Linked DNA regions of Mus musculus: region 2 is linked to region 1. The links are chromatin loops, found by intact Hi-C in ENCODE. Cell type or tissue: left cerebral cortex. All regions are shown on one strand. Each heading gives the region's core, and the rest is flanking DNA. Links, peaks and the distances in the headings are about the cores only.

The links. Peaks named below come from ENCODE experiments on the same cell type or tissue, not always from the same donor. Only the 100,000 strongest peaks of a DNase experiment are listed, where the experiment ranks them.
Region 2: it touches region 1 in a loop (8-fold over the local background); 1 of 42 quality-filtered maps calls a loop at or near these places.

Annotation. Positions count from the first base shown.
Region 1 is chr11:49,648,932-49,659,598 of GRCm38, reverse strand. It overlaps Flt4 (FMS-like tyrosine kinase 4), which reads right to left. Exons shown (of 30, transcript NM_008029.3): 30 at 6,860-8,714. The coding sequence ends at 8,516. Among named protein-coding and RNA genes, the nearest start is that of Scgb3a1, 9.3 kb to the left of the region's middle. In left cerebral cortex, for the core only: a CTCF peak has its summit at 6,651 (motif pointing left); DNase peaks (open chromatin) are centred at 6,660, 7,985 and 8,176; H3K27ac peaks cover 1,075 bases.
Region 2 is chr11:49,814,455-49,825,121 of GRCm38, reverse strand. Gfpt2 (glutamine fructose-6-phosphate transaminase 2) reads right to left here. Exons shown (of 19, transcript NM_013529.3): 7 at 9,781-9,842; 8 at 6,463-6,542; 9 at 5,868-5,985; 10 at 1,747-1,910; 11 at 1,293-1,388; 12 at 1,084-1,181; 13 at 670-790. It overlaps Gm36507 (a long non-coding RNA gene), which reads left to right. Exons shown (of 4, transcript XR_003949545.1): 3 at 1-1,411. Among named protein-coding and RNA genes, the nearest start is that of Gfpt2, 26 kb to the right of the region's middle. In left cerebral cortex, for the core only: a CTCF peak has its summit at 5,939; DNase peaks (open chromatin) are centred at 4,746, 5,266 and 6,109; H3K27ac peaks cover 2,100 bases.

The DNA.
Region 1 (10,667 bases), core at 3,627-8,626:
TTCACCATGCTGGCTGAGAACCAGAGACAGCCAAGTTCAGGCAAAATCACGAAAGACAAAGGTGGAGACCTGCCGTTCACAGGGTCCCAGGGGCTAGTGAACTCTCCTGCTGTCTGTCCAATGGCCTCCCTGTACACCCTTCCTGGGATTCTTTGTCTTTAAAACAACCTGCTAGCAGGATGTGGGGTTGCATGCCTGGGCTTCATTACAATACCCTGTGTAAAACAAAACAACAGAACAAAGCAAAACAAAGCCAGCCTTCCTGGGCTGAACCGTAGAGCACACCAGTGGAGTACTTGTCTCACAAAAGGAAGGCCCTGGATTTGATCACCAATGATGAAAAATGGCAAAAACAAAACACAATTTCCCAGCAACAACCACCCCCCCCCTTCTACTTCCTGATTGAATAGTTTGAGCGACCGTTTCCTGGCTTCCCATGAGCCTGCGGTGTGACCACAGGCCTTCACACAATTGCCAAAATACATCCTTACAGCAATGCAAGCCATCACAGCTCACCACACTTTTCCAGCTGTGTGAGGGTCACTCAAGTCGTGACTTATGCCCATCAGGCCCAATCCTTCACCGCACACTCTTCTTGTGACCGTCGTTGGTGCCAGTCAATGGGGAGAGTTGGGATCTGCCTGCATTGAGGGACAGACAGTGCCTCAGAGCTAGCGTCTGGAGGCTGCTGTCAACACCTCCCTGGTAGCTCAAGACAGTACACAGTTACTTGTTCTCTCTTCTGGAGGCAGGAAGTCCAGTGTCACTGAGTTGAAACCCAAGCGTTGGTGCACTCCCTCAGGAGCCCGTGGGAAGGTTCATTCCTGGCTTCTAGCTTCTGGCATTCCTTGGCTCTGGATTCATCCTTCTAATGCCTGTCTCTGCCCTCAGATTTGTGTGTGTGTGTGTGTGTGTGTGTGTGTGTGTGTGTGCGTGCATGCATGTATTCTCTTTGTCTATTATATGACCACATGTGATTGCATTTAGGGCTGAAGGGCTGACCCAGATAAGCCAGGAGAAGTGCCTTGCCTCAAAATAATGAACTTAATTATACTGTCAACTTTCCATAGAAAGTGACATTCAAAACACTTGACAATTAGTTTTACCACGTATCTTATCCTTCAATATCTGTGTTGTTTTGTCTCAGCCAGTGGAGTGTCTCCAGCGGGTGTCAAAGCCTACCTGGCATGTGGGAGGGAGGGGGATGGACACGGGTGATCAGTATCCACTCTGGACTTTCCCACCCAGTTCCTGCATGCCTGTTCCCTGGGGGCCCAGGACTGGCTATGATACTGAGGAAGTGCTTGGCACTTCTTCAGATAAGAGGGTCAGCTTGTCCCAGGACATGTTTGCAGGACATCCTATGGGCCAAAACAAACATTCACGCCTTGCCTATCCTCTGGGAATGCAGGAAGTGCTGGATGTAAACAGAGACTTTGAAGGCTCTGAGCATGGGCCAAACATCAACTTTGGAACCTTGGAAGGACCATGAGGACCTCAAAGCTGGTTGCCCGGCCAGTGGGATCCCTTAGCAGATGGAGCCATGAAGGGAGCTCCTTAGGCCTTCATCATGGTTCCTGGTTTCAAGAAGCGCCGGGGGAGATTGTGCAGGCATGATGCTTTGTGCTGGGCCCCACAGCAGGTTGTTGCCAACAACAGAGGCCTGCACTATCAACAGGCCCTCTGTTTGAAAGACTGGGAGGCCCGATCATGCTTTCCCCATGCTGAGATTTCTGTCCCAGGGCCCAACTTAACTCTCAGCTTGGCTCCAGAGTCTCCTTGGTCCATGCTTGGTGTCCTTCATGTGTATATACCTGGGCCCAAAATGTGGCTGTCGTGAGCAGGTAGAGATGCAGCTTAGGTATGTAGGCTTTTACAGCCAGAAGAGCAGCTCCCCGGGCCCCTGGGTTGGGGAGGGACCCAGATGGTCTCTTCTTAGTTTTTCTCCTTTCATATTTGTCAGTCAGCACATCCATCGCGAAGACTTGCCACGTTGGATCTCTCTCTCTCTCTCTCTCTCTCTCTCTCTCTCTCTCTCTCTCTCTCTCATACCCAGGCTATGTTCATTATTAATCAAACTAGGAACCCCAATTCCATCTCTCAGTGACAGTATGCTTGCCCTGCCGGAGCATGTAGACCTTCCGACTCGGCAGCTCAATTGTCATACATTGTGGGAGTTGTGTGGGGGGTTCCATGATGACCGTTTCAGTATCACCGTGGCTCATTGCCGTGTCGCCTTGCTGTGGGCTAGTTAGGTTAGCGCCTGCTTTGTGATTATTTTGTGCTGTAGGATGGGTCTTGTATATATCACTCCCAGCTCTGTATACAGCACGTGAGGGCTGAAGCTTACAAATGGGCTGTGTTGAGTTTCTTTTCATTCTCTCTCCATTCTTTTCCCACCAGGAGGTAGAGATGGATGGGCAGCCTCTGGGGTAAGTTAGTACCCAGCTTCTTCCCAAGATCCTGGCCCCTTGTTCTTCCTTTAAAAACACTTTTTATTATTTTTTTTTTTTTGCTGACTTTTCTTTTTGTGAATTTCACATCATGCACCCCAGTCCCACTCATCTCCCCCTTCTTTCATATCTGCCCTCCAATCTTGCAAGCTCCCCCCACAAAAGAAAACAAAAATTAAAAATAAAAAAAATAAGAAAAAAAAATCTTGCTGTGGAAGTCACAATTTGTCATGGTATGTCACACAGTATATCCTTTCTTCCAAACAGCTTTATTTGCAAATGCTCATTCGTCTGGTTTGAGGCCTCTGGCTTCTGCTACACCTTCAATACTGGATTCTCACCGGGACTTCTCTTGGATAGCCTGTTGTTGCCCTGTGTCATGGAGATCTTGAAGTTTTGGTCTGCAGGACCAGGCCCTTCTTGTACTCCAGCAGTTCATAGATGGAGTGGGCCAACTCGAAGGCCTGAATCTGAGCCTGGTTGGTAGCTGAGTTGGTCAGCACACCTGCTGTGCTGGGACTATGCACCAGGGCCAGCTCCCCTGTGCCCATGCCATCAAGACCAGCTCTACTGAGCTGTCTGGGTCCTTCCTACGGGTCCCATGGAGACTTCTGCTCTCAGATCATCTTTCTTCCCACCAATATGGCTTCCTTCCTAGGGATGTCCTGTGCCATGCTGATTGCATGGCCAAGGGGTGTGTCCTTCTATCTCTTTCTTGCCTAAGTAGTCACCTCAAGGTCAGGTAGGAACATCCAGGCTCAACTGACAGCTAAGATGAGGCCATAGCAGCAGGGCCCTGGACTTTGTTTAACAAGTGTAAGTGGCTTGGGGAAGAAGCCAGGATCCATCTGTAAATCTGGGGCCACTAACAGGGCCAGAGAAGAGAGGGCTGCAGAGCTCTTCCGGAATCTCTGGCTCACCCACCAGGTACACAGATGTGCTGTGCTCTCCTCAGTGGCCTCCTTCCTCCTTCCTCATAGCTCAGCCATCTGGGCCCTGGGGTTCCCAGCAGAGTCTCCAATGTGTCTTGTTAGCACTTATGTGAAGGCCTTCACTTTGGTCAATATTGATCTGGTTCTCTCAAGCACTTCATTTTTCCTCTCTCCCAAGGCGTCCTACAAAGGTCCCTACAGCGGAGACGGTGGCACAATATGGTCAGCATGATTCTTGCTGGGGGCGGGGGAAGGGGGTTCGGGGCATTGCTGAAGGAGGCAGAATGTTGACCCTGTGGTAAGCAGTGACTGAAGCCCATGGAAGGTTCTTCCTTCAGTCAGAGCTCTATCCAAGCTCAATTGGGGTCAACAGGACCTTGCCTTTTCCAGCTATCTCTCTGGTCCTGTTTTTCACATTTGTCCTTTGTCTCATGGCCAGTATCCTTATAGGGCAGGAAGGTCCCCCATCAACCAGTGCCCTTGGCTGCCTCCAGACAATAGGACCCAGGGTTAGCTAAGCTGGTGAGTTAGATAACTGCAGAGATCCTACCCCAAACTCCAACCCAGGGTGTTGGTCACATCAAAGATAGAGTCATTACTGTCCTAAAGTGAGACCCATGCAATGGCTTAAAATGTAATAGCTCAGTAGCAGCCCTCTGGCTACTCTCATCCCTTACAGGACACAGAAGGAGTAGAATGCATGAGTGAGTTCCAGCCCCCTGGAAGATGCTAGATCCTTTTAGGACAGGAGGTGCCCAGGTGTCCTACTGCACATGAGAGGCTTGTAGAAGGTTCCCAACACTGCCTCAGTAGCCAGACAGGATATCAAGAGCCACATGTACCTAAACCCCTGACCCCTTGTTTGCAAAGGATTGGCCAAGGATTTCAAGGATGCTATCCCGAGACACATTCTAAAATATCAATATTCTCCCTCTGCAGTCTCTCCGAGATTTCCCCTGCCCCAGTTTAACCCTCCATTCCTATATCGTTCTGACTCCTGTCTGGCTGTGGCAAACTGGTCCAGCTCTAACTGAAAAGCAGAGGATCTTGCATCCCCCTGCACCCGTGTCTCTGATGGATTCAGTCCAGGACAGGGAAGCAAGACACCACCTCTGCATTGGTGACAGCAATCACCTAACTTTAGATTTCCCTCAGTCAGAGACATTGACAGACAGATCCCTTAGCTGCAGGAGCCTCCTGGTTTTGTGTAACAGGAGGACCACAGGTCCTGCTGATGTCTGTTTCAACCCCAAGCTTCAAAGTCAGCCCCCCACCCCGCTCCCTGCAAGGCCCTCTGTTACTCTCAATGGCTGGCAACCCCCAGAGGTCTCTCTGTGATTGCTTGAAGGGTTGTTATGGGGAGAGAGGACCCCCTTACTCTGATGGGTAGGATAGGAGGGTGGTGACTCAGTGAGGCTTTGTGTAACAAATGACCACAGGGTTGGCTTAAACGCTACATTCATCCACTACTTGCGATTCTGCAGGCTGAAAAGTCCAAGGTCAAGAAGCAGGGACGGTTTTGTGTCTGATGAGGGCTCACGGTCTGATTTGTGGGCATGTTTTCATACGGTGGGAAGAGGGTGAAGGAACTCCTTCTCAGTCTGGGCGATCTAACTTTCTCTCCCTTGGTGTGGTAGGCTCTTACATTTGGATGCTGAGTCTGCAGCCAGTGGAACTGTTTGGGAAGGACTAGGAGATGTGGCTTTGTTGGAGGTGTGTCCCTGGGGGCAGGCTTTAAGGTTTCAAAGGCCCATACAATGTCTGGTTATTCCTCACCCCCTAGCCTCTCTGTCTCTTATTTGTGGATCAGATGTAAGCTCTAAGCTGCTGCTTCACAGCCTTGCCTGCCTGCTGCCATCCTCCTCACTATGATGGGCACGAACTCTAACTCTGCAGAACTGTGAGCCACAAAGTAAATGCTTCTTTTATAAGTGGCCTTTGTCATTGTGACTTCCCACAGTGAAAGGAACTAAGGCACTTGGTTCTTCAAATAAGGGGAAAACCCCATTCTTGAGGGCACCACTCCTTCTGGCCTGATTCCTTCCCAAAGGCTCTGCCCTCACACCATCCCCTTGTGATAAGGGTCTTGAGGGGTCACAATGGTTGAGCCCATTGCAGGTATCTAAGAGTTGAATGCGTATGTGATGGATAATTTAATCAACTTGACTGGACTGAAAAATGCCTACAACATGACATTAGTAAGACACACCTCTGTAGGTTCTATGAAGGTTTTCCCCCAAAGGATCTAATATTGAATGTGAGTGGCATCCTCTAGCAGGCTGATGTCAAGATGTAACAAAAATGGAAAGTCAGGGAGGGGGACATGCTAGTGCCACTGTGGGCATGATTTTGTGGGGACAGGAGCCATGATATGGTTACTCCCAACACCACAGGTTTCTCCAATGCTCTCTAGGTGGCAAGTAATGGAGAGACACTGAGGGTCTGATGGTCATGGATCCATCCAGGATTGCCCAGCTTCAGGGAACCTCATCTGGCCACTGCTTTCTGCTATCTGTCTTGCGCAATTCACAGTCCAGCCTGGTCATGGCTCTTCGGTTAGTGAGAGAGGAGATCCAGGGCCGGGGGACAGGCTTCTGCCCTGGGACTGATTCTGTGGCCACTTAACACAGCATTAAGTGTCAAGATGTTTGTATTTCATGTGAATTTTTGTTCTATTCAAATTTAGATTTATTAGAGAAGCCAAGACAAGATGACACCCCCAACCACTGGCAGCTGCCTCTGCGGGGAGGGGCTCTTCCCCACCAGAATGTCGAAAACTTGAGGGACAACAGGCATCACGGGGCAGGTCCAAAATGTACAGCTGGCCCAACAAAGTGGTGACCTTCTCGCGGGCCTTTGTTGGGCTCTTTTCTGTTCTCTTGGGGCGAATGGACCATAGACTATGCTGCCTGACTGTTCGTGGGCGCTTAGGTCCACCTCCAGTCTGTCCAGCTGACAGGGCTGCTGTCTCCCAGTGGCCATCGCGGCTTTCCCTCCTGGGCCCCTGGGACAGTCTGACCTCGAGACAACCTCAGGGGTGTAACTAGCCCTGCTTCCACGATGTTATTGGAAAAGGACATAGAGAATTGGTACAGAGGACTTGCCTGGAGCTGAGCTCCCGTGTCTACCACCGCTTGTGATCGTGTGGCTTTGTTGGGAGACAAGAGGGCATCGCTTTACTTTATAAAGCAAATATTAGGAGAGCGTGTTTGGAATAAGCTGGCGCAGACAGACTCAGTAGATTAACAGGTATCCCGATGTCTCTTCCGCGCCCCCTGCTGGCAGTTTTGGGGATTGTGAGCTGAGTTAGATGGGGACTTGGGCTCTGCAGCAGATTGCCCGGAGGGTGGGGGGCGGGGGTGGGGGTGGGGGGACGGGACACGACGACCACAGCATGTTTTCTTTGAGCCCAGAAGCTTTGTGAGCTGTAAGGTTAAGGTCAGAATTCGAGACAGCTTACTTAGAATCTATTCATTATAACTCAAAGACTGGCATCAAATTTATTATTATCTTTCGTTAAATATCTTAGCTCATTTCAGAACACTGCCAAAAAGGGCAGAGCACGTTTTCTTCCCCAGTACATTTCGTATGTGTGTAGTTACAAGTCAGGAGAGGTGACACAGACAGGTGATACGTAAGGGAGGGTTTGAGAAGGGCTCTGCAGCCCCATTTGCAGCCTTCGGTCCTCTGAGAGAACAGTCTCTACTTCCTAGTGGTGAGCTTGACACTCAATCCCACAGACAGGTTAGATGTGGAGGAATAGGGGTGGGGGCTCCACAGGGACAAAGAGGACTACAGTCATACATGCGGTTCAACATATCATAGGAGAACAATGCACTTAGTGGGGAGGGTCTGCTGAGCAAGCCCCTGCTTGCTGTATGGTCGCCTGTCCTGCAAGCGTTCTTTTTGGGATGGGGCTAGGGATCATCAGGGCTAATCTTCATGAAGGTTTCTTCTGGCCATGACGGAGGTGGGGGGGGGGGGCAGCAGGAGCTGGGCTGGAGGGATCGTTCAGGACAGAGGTTTGATTTGTTTAGGTGTTAAAGTCAGGTAAAAGTATAGGGTAAGCTGAAGGCAGGGGCCCCCAAGGGGACACGGGGTGATGGCTGAGTGGCCCCCAGCCATGTGGTCCTCTGTACCAGCCCCTGAAGCTTTCCTTGACAGAATCCACAGACAATCAGATCCAGGCTCTAGAGGAAAGACCCACAGTGAGGGGGGATCAGAACAGCAGCTGGTGTCTTAGGTTCTAGACCAGGCCGGTGGAGCCTGGGAGCCTTCGAGAGAGGGGGCGGGGGAAGAGCTGTGGTGACTGGCATGTTGTGTCATGTCCGCCCTTCAGTTATTGGGGACTAGGATCTAGAACAGTTATTGATTGGGCTTCTTTTCCAGATGATCTTTTGATGAGTAAATTCTTTACAACAGCGCCCGATCTTCTGATTAAAAAAAAAAAAACCAACACACACACACACACACAAACAAAAAAACGGTTCTTCTCAACACTCAGGGGCAGAGGCGTTGCCTCATTGTGATTAGTCATTGTGTACAGACAGCTACCCACGAGCTAGATAGATGCTCAGAGGAGTCCTCCCCCTCCTCCACTCCTCCTCTGTGACTTTGAGATAGAAAATATCTTTCTTCAGCCCTCCGGGGCCAGGAGAAGGAAGCAGGAAGCAGTTGGAAGTAGAGGGACTGTGTGTGTGGAGAGGATGGTTTGGGGCCAGGACATGGTGGCTCTGGTCTAACTCTTTCTTGATTCATCGTGTGACTCTCAGACATATGTATTCCTTATGAGAACCCTGTCGCCCACCAGAGCGATGAAAATAGGTGCTGGAGAAGAATTCTCTGCCAGAGTGCTTATTCCAGGGCCAGCATCTGTGGAGGCTGAGCTACAAGGCAATCGAATGTGCGGGTGAGGGTGGCTGCCCAGGGAAGGGTACAGGAGCGGTACAGAGTTCAAGGGAGCCCTCGTTGTCTGAGTTTGACTCTTCCTGGATATGGAGGCTGTAGTGGGGGTGGGACATAAAACACCTCCAGGGCTGGAGTCAGAGGAGTTGAATTCCCAACCTGGGCCTCCAGCCCAGCTGTCAGAGCCGGTTGCAGCAACGGGCAGGAGGCCTTGCCACATGTTCCTTAGTAGCTGCTGTCTGCGAAGAAGGTGGAGCCAGCAGACGGGCAGCAGTCACCTTCTGTACATGGCTGGGAGACCTCCCCATACTCGTTGTTATAAAACACCTTGCCTCCTTGTGCCCCTTGAGTGGGCCGTCGCCGCCTCCCCTGGGGGTCAGGGTGTCCTCTGGGAATATCCATGTGCTGGCCAGGACCTTTACAGCTGCCAAGACACGGAGCATAGTGTTAATGAGTAAAGTGAGCGTGGCCCTGGGTCAGGGTCTGATTGGAATCACCAGACGCAAACAGAGCATGACGCAAGCGCAGAGGCTTTGAGACTAAGACAGATTTGACACAGCAGACCGATCTGATGTGACAGTGGCAGTTTTCCTGCCCAAAGCCTGGACCCAGGGCTGTGGAAACGCTGACTTCATCCCCTCAATCCTGCTTCCTTAGGCCAAGAGAACCTACTTGCCCCAGGGCAGATGAATCTGATGCATCTCCTGATGGGTTTTAGGAAAAGCCGAGAATAGCGCCCCCTGCTGACACTTACTTGGAGATGTAGAGTCCTTAATGAAAAGTCCTGTTTGTCTTTGAAAATTTGATACTTGCTTCCCCGCCAGGATCCTTACTTTCCCGCCACTTTCTTCTTACCTCACCACAAAACATCTAAGATGTAGCACAGCCTTTCTGCTCATTGCCCATTCGGAAGCAGCTGGCTCTCAAGACCCCTGTCTTGCCCATCTCAACAAAAGGCATCTGTGTTCTCTCTAGCTCAAGTCAATGACGTGACTGTGGTCCCTGATTGTCTTCAGCCATCATATCCAGTCCACCTCCATTCTAACTGAAAACTGTCCCCACTGACACCTGTCTCTCCCAGGCCCCTCCTCCAGGGTAAGTCTCATTGTGGACTCATAGGCAAACCTCCTGGCACGGCTCTGAGAACTTTCACGTTCTCTCTGGAAGGCTTCAAAGAGATCCTTTAGTTAGATAGGACATCAGGGCCTCCTCTTCCACTCCCTCCAAGGGTCTTCCATCACTCTCGGGATGAAAAATCTAGCTTTGGGGCTAGGGGAATGGCTCAATAGATAAAATGCTTGCTGTGCAAGGATGAGGAGCAGGTTTGGATCCCTAGCACACATGTGAAAGCAAAAGCCAGGCAGCTGTGGTGGCCAGCCTGCAATTTCAATGCGTGTGAAGGCAGAGATGGGATGCCTGGGGCCAGCTAGGTAGGTAGCTGGACTGACTGAACTGGCAAGCTTCGGATTCAGCAAGAAACACAGCCTCAGTAAGTAAAGTGGAGAGATCAAGTAAGACCCCTCATGTCAACTCTGGCTCTTGTATGCATGCACACACGTGTGAACACACACACACACACACACACACACACACACACACACACACACACACACGATACATATGCATGCACATGCACAACATATGCATTTAAAAGAAACAACAACCTAGCTTCTTACTAGAGCCTATAAGGGCTTGCAGGCTCCAGCCCTTGCCTGCTCCTGACCATCCACTCTTATCTCTTATTTTCTTTAAGGTTTTTATAAAATGGAGATTTATTGCTTTTCATAGCATATCAAGAAAATCCTGATACTGGTAACTTTGTTTTTCTTTTTCATGTTTATATATTTGTTTGTTTAGTGTGCTCATGTACATGTGTTTGTGTGTTGTGTGTGTGTGTGTGTGTGTGTGTGTGTGTGTGTGTGAGAGAGAGAGAGAGAGAGAGAGAGAGAGAGAGAGAGAGAGAGAGAGGTGGATTTTAGAGGACAACCCGAGGTTCTCTCCTTCCATGTGAGTCTTGAGGATGGAACTCAGGCCCCCAGGCCTGCCAGCAAGTGCTTTTATCTACTAAGACATCTCCTGTCCCCAGAATATTTATTTCTTAAAAACCAAATTGCCCTAATGGGAAATATCCCAGCATTTTTACTCTTCTAGGTCAATCTACTTAGGTACACTTAATTTTCTTAATTAAAAACTTCAAATGTGTGTGTGTGTGTTTTAAAAGATTTATTTATTTATTATATGTAAGTACACTGTAGCTGTCTTCAGACACTCCAGAAGAGGGTGTCAGATTTCGTTACGGATGGTTGTGAGCCAGCATGTGGTTGCTGGGATTTGAACTCCGGACCTTCGGAAGAGCAGTCGGGTACTCTTACTAACT
Region 2 (10,667 bases), core at 3,728-8,727, 170 kb before region 1:
TGACCAGAACCACATCGCTCCATGCTACCCCCTGCTGGACAGTGTGGGCACTGCACATAGCTGGCCTAGAGGGCTTGGACACAGCCCACCACCAGCTGACTATAAAGATAGGACTCTCAACCCAGCAGTAGAATTGATATTTTTTTTTTCTCCTCTAAATTAAGTACAGAAAACATTTAGGAGCATGTAGGCAAGTGTTCTTGGAAGTGCTAAGAGGCTTAGAATGGCAGGGGAAGCCAAAGGGCAGAGACTCTTAGACCAGGCCAGCTTCTCCTAAGGCACGGAGGAAACTCCCTGTGTGCAGCATTAGCCATGCTGGGGAAGGGCTAGGTAGCTCCTTTAAGTCTTCCATGCTTCTGTGAGTATCCTCAGGAACCTCATGAGCTCAAAAGCTAGCCTTGGGTGGAATCTTTTCTTTGGTCTGTCACTGGTACCTATGTGGGGTGAAAACATGTTTGGTCACACTTCCCCAGAGAAAGTCACACAACATCAAATAGTGTTGCCAGTAACCAACGCTTTGGGGGTTTAAATGACCCAGTGCATGGGAACATGTGTGTCACATAGCCGATGCACAGAGGATTCACTGGAAGAAGAGAGAGGGTGGTGTACGGAGAAGAGGGTTTGGAGATGAGCCAATGAAAATCCAGCCATGCTGCCCATCTCCCTTACCTGATTGGCTTATGAAAAAGCAAACGTCATCCCTGAACACAGGTGTGTTCCTGTCCAGAAAGTCACTGGCAAGTTCAACCATCACAGGCAGCTCGGTCAGTTCCTCTAAGACTTGCCGTGTCTGAAGCCAAATAGAATGGAGACTGAAGTCAGTGATAGGCCTGGTAGGGACACAGGACACCTAGGCGTCTAAGGGTAGTTTGTAACACAGTGCCTGGCTGTCCCAGTAGTGTGGGAACTTCAGCAGGCCATCCTGTTAGAAGAAAGGGCTCAGTATACTTCTCAAGCTGGTTCATGGGGAGGAGAACAAGGTGCTGTTCAAGTTCAAGGGCACGACAGCATCACGACCAGCATTTTCGTCTTGACTGCTGGTAATTTCCCAGGACTACCCAAGGTCTGGTATACTGCACTTACAGCCACAGCGGCATGGTAGCTGGTTCCACAGCCAATCACAATGAGCCTTCGGCATCGTCGGATCTCTTTCAAATGGTCCTTCAAGCCACCCAGGAGCACTGCAAGACACGAGGCAGGGAATTAATGTGAATACATATGACACAATACATTTGACTGCATTCAGTGGAGGAGGGCACAGACAAGGACTTCTTACTGGGTATGGTGATTACCTGTGTTGGTCTCAAAATTCACCCGACCTCTCATGGTATTAAAAACTGATTCTGGCTGCTCGAAGATCTCCTTCTGCATAAATGCGCTGAAGTTACCTGGTCAGAGAAACATCAACAAGGTAAGCGCCTTTCATTTAGATACATTTTCAGAGCTTTCCTGAAGCAGGAAATGCCTGGTGAAACTTTGTAACTTTTTGCCAAGATGTTGCCATGCCATAGTTATAATAGTATCCATAAAGCCCCCCACCCCAAAGGTTTTAAAGAGTGTCTGTAGGTGTCTTCTTGTCTGGTGTTATGGGAACAAGTCAGATGAAAGTGGGTCAGACACAGTGACAATCTCCAATTTACACATCAGACCCTGCAAGTTTTGGGAGTCAGGAACCCTTCCATCTCTGGCCCCCGAGATATTCTATTCTCCAAGGCAACTATACAGGGACTCTTGGAGGACACCTGCCTTTCATTATTTGCTGCAGTTCCATCTGCAAGGTCTGGATGGCTCGGGAGGGGTCATCAGTAGCTGAGCGCTTGACTCGGTGAATGGAGAGTTTCCCATCAGCCACTGCAGCGATATCATCATCTTCTAAGAAGATGACCCGGTTGGTGTGTTCTATGATGGCACTGGAAGGAGGAAGAAGAAGGAAAAAAAATCGAAGATCACGTTCCACTCTTGCTTTAAACATTTTAAGATTGATATTTATTCATGTGCTCATGTGTGTGGGGGGGAGGAGGAGTGTGAAGGTCAAAGGGTAATTTACAGGAGTCAGCTCTCTCCTTTAATCGTGTGGGTCTGAGGATCATCTTGGCTACAAGGGCCTGTACCCACTGAGCCATCTCACCCACTCAACACTTGGCTTTTAAAACTATAGGGTTTATAAAGACAAGCTTCTGTTTATATAATAGAATCTAAGTAATACAGAACACATGATAGAACAATCACCTTATAAACTCCTAATTATGACTAGCTCTAATCAAGGATCATAAATGGCTGTTGCACCCAAGAGGTGAAAGCTGAGAGAATCTTCAGTCGATGAGTAGGGATGGTAGGACTTAAACCTCTAAACACAAAAGGAGAAATGGTGGAATGGTGTGCACTTTCTGATAGAAGGACCCGCCACCTATGTAGTCTAACCAAATATCAAACCTGGGTAAACTCTAGCTTCTAGTTACTTGTTGTCCCAGAGGGATTTAACTCTCAATTTGGCACAGCCTAGAGTCACCTGCGAAGGGAGGGAGACCTCACTGAGGGATTGCCCACATCAGATTGGCTGTGGGTGTGTCTATGAATGTTAGTAGATAGAGGAGGCTCACCCCACTGTGAGCAGCACCAAACCCTGGGCAGGTAGTCCTGGGACTGCTAAGCTAGCTAATCATGAGTTGGCAAGTGAGCCACCAAGCAGTATTTCTTCATGGTTTATGCTTGAAGCTCCTGCTTTGACTTCCTGCCCTAACTTTCTTCATTGATAGGTGGTGACCTAGAAGTACAAAATGAAATAAACTTTTTCCTTCCCTAAGTTGCTTTTAGTCAAGGTATTTGTCACAGCCCCCAAATGAAACTAGAACACTTACCAGTGCTAGTGTACATTATGTTAAATAAACAACACCTAGGAAGCTGGGAAATGCAAGCAAAATCCAAAATAGTGCAAAACTTATCAGACATAACCCAGCCCTCCCCCTCTCCTCCCCTCTTCTCCCTCTCTCTCTCTCTCTCTCTCTCTCTCACACACACACACACACATACACACACACACACACACACACAAACACACACACACACACACACACAAACACACAGACACAGACACACACACACCTTTGGAGAAAAACACAGACTTAAAGAGATACTTCAGTTCTATGGCTCTGAGAAGACAGGAGTCTGGTCAGATCCTAGAGGGAAATTTTTTTTATGTGTTTAAATGCAATCATGATCTTACCCTACAAAAACAAATAGTAATCTATTAACAGCCATTAGGACCCTTAGTTCAGGATTCAGCTCACCTTTATCTTGTATTAGTCCTAGGCCCCAAGAATACTTAAATAACCTCTCTGAACTCTGCCCCGGGTTCCTACTCTGTAAAACAGGAGCTGGCCACTGTACCTTTACCCAGGCTGGAGCAGGGCACTGGGTCTATAATAGAACTTGCTGCTCTTGCCCCAAGAGATCTACATTTGTCTTCAGGTCTTTGGAGGGTTTTTGTTTTCTGTGTATATCAGTATACCCAAAATTCATGTGGTGACATTATTTGCAGGTGGGGTTGATCAGATGACGGGACCATTCATGAATTCAGAGGTTATCACGGAACAGGCATTGCTATAAAAATGAAATGTCTTGTGACACCTTCACCAGATGCCAGTGGTATGCCCTTGGGCTTCCCCATCTCCAGAACCATAAGCTAAACGAGAGAGAGAGAGAGAGAGAGAGAGAGAGAGAGAGAGAGAGAGAGAGAATGGAAACCAGAGGACAGCCTTGGGTAACCACAGTTCAGGTGCCACCTACCTTTTGTATATGTGTGTAAGTTGTATGTGCATTTGTGTGTTCAAGTGCACATTCCTGAGCACATATAAAGTCTGGGTGTCCTGCTCTATCGGTCTGAACCTTATCCCCTTGAGAGTGGGCTCTCACAGAACCCGGAGCTAGGCTGGTAGCCAGCAAGCCCCAAGGATCCTCCTGCCCCCACCCTCCCACTGCTGGGGTTACAGGTACCCAAACAGCCACACCTGGCTTTATTTACATTGAGTACAGGTTCTTCCAGGAAAGGGCTGGCTCACTCTCCCTGAGCCCCCACCTTGGCTTTTTTGCTTTGTTGTTGGTTTTAGTTTGGTTTGTTTTTGAGACAGGGTCTCAAATTGATGTGAGAGTCTGCAAGTAAGCCAGTTTGGTTAGGTAGTGAGCCTAGGGGATGTGTCTGTCTCAGTCTCTCCAGCACTAGGAGCATGCCACCAAGGTCACCTTTCTTATGGGAGTTCTAGGAGGTCAAACTCTGGTCCTTACACTTGCAAAGCAAACACTTCAGCAATTGAACCATCAGCCCAGCCTTAGAACCATTATTTTAAGTTCCAAAAAAAAATCTATAAAAACAGAAGGATTTCAACCACAGCATTATATACATAGATTAATTGGGGGAGAATCAAGATTTTGTTTTGTCGTTCTGTTTTTAGAGACAGGTTAGCCTGACTGTCCTGGAACTTGCTCTGCAGACTAGGCTGGCCTTGAACTCATAGAACTGCCTGCCTGTGCTGGAACTCCTCTCCGCCTCTTCCTCTTCTTCCTTCTCCCCTTTCTCCTCCTTCTCTTCTTCTTGGATTTATCTATTTTATGTATGTGAGCATACTGCCACTCTCTTTGGATATGCCAGAAGAGGGCATTTACTCTTGGATCCCATCACAGATGGTCGTGAGCCACCATGTGGTTGCTGAGAATTGAACTCAAGAGCTCTGAAAGAGCAGTCAATACTCTTAACCACTGAGCCATCTCTCACCTCCCTTAAAAACAATTCTTTACTGCTAATTTGAAATCAAATTCTAAAGCTGGCATGGTAATTCATATCTGTTATCATTTGAGGGGGTGAGGCAGGAGGATTGCCATGAGTTTGAGACCAGTTTGAGCTACAGAATGAGGAGACTGTCTCAAAATGAAATCACTTTATTCCATTTTTTTTCAGCAATGTTAAGTTTTTCTACCAAAGAATATGGAATCTCTCTTCAAATCTATTCTTGCATCTTGTTATAATCATGTATAGTTTTCTGATTTGGGTTTATTTGTACTGAATTTATTCTGAGAGATTTTTCTTAAAATGTGGTTGCCGACACTGTAGTGAATAGTCTTGTTTTTTGTCTTGTTCACCAAATGTTAGCTAAGGCTCTGCAGTGCTTAGTCATTTGAGAAGCTTCTAGAAGGAATAAGGTAGGCGGGGTCCCTGCCTCAGCAGCTGACGGTGGGTCGGGTCAATGACTGCTGCATGGGCAAAAGATTCCCATGTCTTTATTCTCCGGAAAGCTGCCAGCACTAGTTCTCACAGCGTGTCAGCTGGCTTTCAAAGTGTATAATTATATGGCCTTCGAACACCATTCCATCTTCCTTCAGGCTCTCATGCCTTTTCTAATTTCAGAAACATCTTTCATGTGTCACTAGCTAAGAGCTCAGTGGTTTCCAGCATTTCTTTGAAATAAAAACTTCAGCAAGTTCTAATGCCCAGACACCACTCACAGGTTATCAAATCTGTTTCCAACAATAGTGTTCTAGTTTTCGCTCACTCCCCCTTCTCTGTTCCCCTCTCTTCCCCTACCTGAATTATTCTCTTCCTATGCCTGCAGGTCTCTAAAATGTATGTACTTAGGCGGGTGAGATGGCTTGGTGGTGCTTGCCACCAAGCCTGACAACCTAAGTTTAGTCAGTCCCTAGGCCCCACGCAGTAGAAGAAGAGAAGCAATGTCTGCAAATTGTCCTGTGTTCTACATTCATGCTCTAAGTGTGCGCACGCGCACACACGCACACACACACACACACACACACACACACACACAGGGTTCAGACAGTTATTCTTTAATTCCAGGAAAACAATGGAAATGTTTAGCTACCTTGCATCAGAAGCAAAGAAGAATTCCACAGCTTTATCGCCCACAGCGTGCAGGCAGGTGGAGCTGTCCAGTCTCTTCATCCTAGTCTTGCAGATATTCTTCACATTCTCGATATTGCCTAGTAAACAAAAGAACGGGTAGGCTGCCCTATTTGCATAACACGTGGCAAGGAACCCGCTTTCTTCTTCTGAATATTGTGTGGGAGCAATCTGCAATTTTTAGCTACGGCTGTGCCAGCCAAATCACGCAAAAGCTTCCCAAATAGCTCAGCTGAGCTGAGAGAGCATTTAAATGTCTACAGTGGGCAAGCAATGCAAATGAAAACAAACCAAAGGAACTCAAATCAGGGCATGGATGCCATGCTCGCCAGCTGCTCTCTATTTCTGTGCAGGTCTCAGAATATTCACGATGAGAGGCTTTTTAAAAAGATGGAGCTAAGTCTCTATGGCATGGACATTGAAACCTGGAGCCACGAGGCAGCTGGGTTCAAGATAAGAGTGTTGTGGGTGGTGGTGGTATGTCTGCCTCCAAGCAGAGTCTGCTGCAAGGGGACAGCTACCCTGTAGCCGACTGGTGATGTCCTCAGGAAACTCACATGTCGGATATAAGACGGGGATCTGCTCTGTGGAGAGTTTGTATTTGCTTCGTACCCCGATGAGCAAGGGGCTGCCTCTCCTGTAAGAAGAAGAAGATATCAAGAGATCCCTCACCTTTGAGACCCCAGGCCAGATGTACCCTCCAAATCCAGTCTTTTCCCTAAAGCAGGGAAAGTTTAGGTCACACAGAAGGGACACCTTGACCTTGAGACCACATCCTCTGGTTTTGGAGCAGGGACCAATAGGCTGGCATGCAGATGTCAGCTCACTTACCTGTTGCCATCCAACTATCTAACTGATTAGCCTGGTAGCATGCTTTTCCCCACTATTATAAGACTCTGGGCTCCTGGTTCTCTAAATCCCCACAAGCAGCGAACCCACATGGGTAGGTCTCAGAGGCTGGGTATTTACCATCAGGGGAAGCACTCTAGGTTTCAATACCATAGCTTTCACCTACTGTGTGTCAACTCCCACATCAGGAGTGTTTGCTACCCTAAATTTGCCTGAGGAACCCTGTCTTGTGCCTCCTTTTGCAGAGCTCAGCTTTTGCTTCCATGAAACAGACTAGCTGAGTTTTGTGTATGCAGTTGACATTTACAGATTCAACCAGCAATTGAAAATGCAGATAGAAAACACTCCTAAGAGCCAAGGTTGGTGGCACAGGCCTATAACCCTCAGGCCTATAACCTGGGGAGGCTGAGAAAGAAGGATTGCATGTTCCTATTTGGGCTACAGAATAAGTTCAGGGTCAGCCTGAACAACTCAGCAAGATCATGTCTCAACAAAAATAGGTAAAGCAAAATAAAACAGGGCTTAGGATCTAGCTCAGTTACACAGTGTTTGCCTTGTGTGTGCAAGATGTGAGGTTCAATGCCTAGTAATAACACATACACACACATGCACACATATGCACCACACACCCACACACATGTAAGAAATTGCATTTGTACTCAATTTGTACAGAGTTCTGCCTGTCATTCCCTAAGGAATACATATGACAACTATTTACAAGATATTTCCATTGTATTAGGTATCAAAAGCAATCTAGATATGATGGAATATATAAGTCATGCTCAAATACCACTCTATGCTATTTTACACAAGAAACTCAAGTGTCCAAGGATCTCAGTATCTTGGACAGGGTCTAGTTTGAGAACTCCAGAGATACCAAGGAAAGAATACACTCTATTTTGTGGGCTACAAAAGGCAGGGTCTAACTTTGGACTGAGTGGTACTCCACTAAGGGAAACTTAGAATCTTTGACCTGTACAAAAGTGGGTTTCGTCATGAAGGGAACAGTGATTTTACGAAGAACTGTCTTCAGGGGATGACAGTAGTGACAAAAGCCTCCTTCCTTTGTGCTCCTCTTTCACCAGCACTGGGCTCTGAGTACCTTGGGATAGAATCTTCAGCAAAGCACTTCCCTGGTTACTATTGCTTTTGGTAATCATATTGGAGGTATTATGTCATGGCTTTAATGACATCTTACTTTCAAAATGCAATTTTTTTGTTTGCTTTATCTTATAGATTATATAGCACTTACATCAAACAACAAGCAGATCACTTTTATTATCCACACTATTTAGATCTCTGTATCTTAGAAGCCAGGCATGCAACATTCCAGGACAGTAGTTTCTCACTGCCCTCTGTCCATGCACGGTACGGTCTTACCACCTCCAAATGAGAGCTAGGGAGATGGCTCAACTGTCCAAGTGCTTTGAAGACCTGAGACTGGACTCCCCAAAACCAATCTTAAAAGCTATACACAACAGGTAGTGCGTATGTCTGTGACCCCAGCAGGGGTGTGTGGGTGGGGGAGAAAAGGCAGGAAGACCAGAAGACAAGACAGGTGGCTCCTCGGAATTCATTGGCCAACCAGCCTACAGCCTAGCTGAATGGGGGAGCTCCAGATTCAATGACAACTTGTCTCAAAAATGAAGGTGATGGGGCTGGGATGATGGCTCTGTGGTTGACAGCACTTACTGATCATGCATAGGACCTGAGTTTAGTTCCCAGAACCCCTATGACTAACCATAACTCCAGTTCTAGGAGATCTAATTCCCTCTTCTGACCTCTGTGAATAGCAGGCACACACATGGTACACATACATACGTGCAAGCAAAACACTCACACACATAAGAGAAGACAACTGCACACATGCACCCTCACACATACACTGGCACAAATACACACACCACAGACAAGCAAGCACACACACACACACACACACACACACACACACACACACACACACACAGAGCCTCCAGTGTAAGCCTATAGTGAAGCCAACACACACAAGGTCTTCATATACATTCACACTTATGACAATTTAAGAGACTAACAGCAAAATTAAAAAAAATTATAACAGCACATCACAACAAAAAGTTAGCTTAAACTTATGAATTGTCAGTTTCTGGAATTTTCCACTGACCTTGTTTGACCACTGATAACAGAATCCGTAGACATCACACTTTACACTGCCTGGAGCTAGAGACAGGGCTTCTGTAGCTCACACTAAGGTGCTGTTCTCCTCCAAGATGTCTAACTAACTATCGAGAAGAAAATGCTGAACACATTTTATGAAGACCACTCGGGCTGTACGTACACCCCTCTTCTCATTCTCGAGATGAGGGACAAAGTTCAGAAGGACTAAGAAAAAGGTGCTTTGGAAGTGCTTTGACTATTTTTTATAATATTTTGTTTTGTCTAAAACTAATCGGAGACCTTGTCCTGGGTCCAGTGAGGAGGAGGTAGCTCAAATTGTCTCCCCACCCCCACTAGTGACAGTTTAAGCATTATAATTGAGTTTAAAGCTAACTGGGTTTCTGAGTAAGTGGCTCCCAGATCTTAGTGTTCAGACCACGTCTCCTTTAAGACACAGAAACCTCCTGAGATGTCCCAAGGGTTGGCCTGGGTGCTCCAACCATCCGTTACTGCCAATTTAGAATAATCAAACTTTATTGCTTCCTCACGGCGCATTCATTTTAAACAGAAATATCACCTTATGAGATTTTGAAGGGAGCTTCGAGATTTGATAGAGACCAACTGGTATTTTATAATTCTATTCTATGATTTTATGAAATTATATTTCAAATGTCAAATTAGACCTGGTCCTGGGGATGGAGGGATAATGATTAATTCATCTGACTTTCTGGGTAGATAATAGTGACAGTTGTCAAGGGACAGTCTCACTCACTCAGCCTAGGTCTCTTGGGGCCACGTATATATTCCAAATGGTTTCTTTGTGCCTTTAGCATAAAATCAGCAGCCACAGAGCACCAAGGCCCCTCAGAGCTGGGCTTCCATCAGAGCCTTACCTCGTGGCGACAGCTTCTCCCGGGTAGTGAATACTCTTGAAAACCAGTGCAAAGGCGCCTTCCTGAAAACACAGCAACAAAGGTCTTAAAGGACTGTGCCTTACCCTGACTAGCCAAGCCACTGCAGACCACTGGCCCAGGCAGGTCATTCCAGCCTCTCTTTATGGCAGGTATGGATTGCAGGGGCAGCTTATGGAAGATGATTGTGGTCAGAGGGGAAGCCAGACAGATGGCATCGTGCTTAAGTGCCAAGGTCTAGCCCTTATGAATTTCACTGTGAACATCATAAGCCACAGTGGCTTGTCCAGGCTCCCCAGGAACTCCTGTTAGAGATGCCCCAGGTTGGAGTGGTACAGCTGGAACCACAGAGAGTGAGAACCAGGGTGGAGACACCCTGCACTGAGCCTCTAAAAGGGACCTGTGCAGGGATCAGCTGAGCAGTCAAAGGGGTTAATCAGCAGAGCTCAAACTGGGATCCAGTTCTGGATCTATCCCTTCCTTTAGTTGGGCAATCATTTCAATGACCTTCAAGCCTCGTTTTCCTTATCTGTGATCGAGGGGACAGCAATTCTATCTGTATGACTTTGAGGTTCAATTCTAAAGCATTGTAAGTGCTTAGAATGGTGCCCGGACTTTAGATCACTCAGGAGAACTAGATAATTCAACGGTTAATCCTCTTCTCATATTGTTAATTCTTTTATCAGTTCTATGGCTGTGACTGCTACTTGCCCCCTGTGCCTCACTTTGCTATTTGTGCAAAGTTAGAGCTAGACTGTAGCTTTCCTCATTCAGGACTGCAAAAAAATTCCTTTTCTGAGATATGCATGTGTATTTGCCTACATGACTTTATGTGTACTATGTGTGTGCAGTGTCCATAGAGGCCTTAA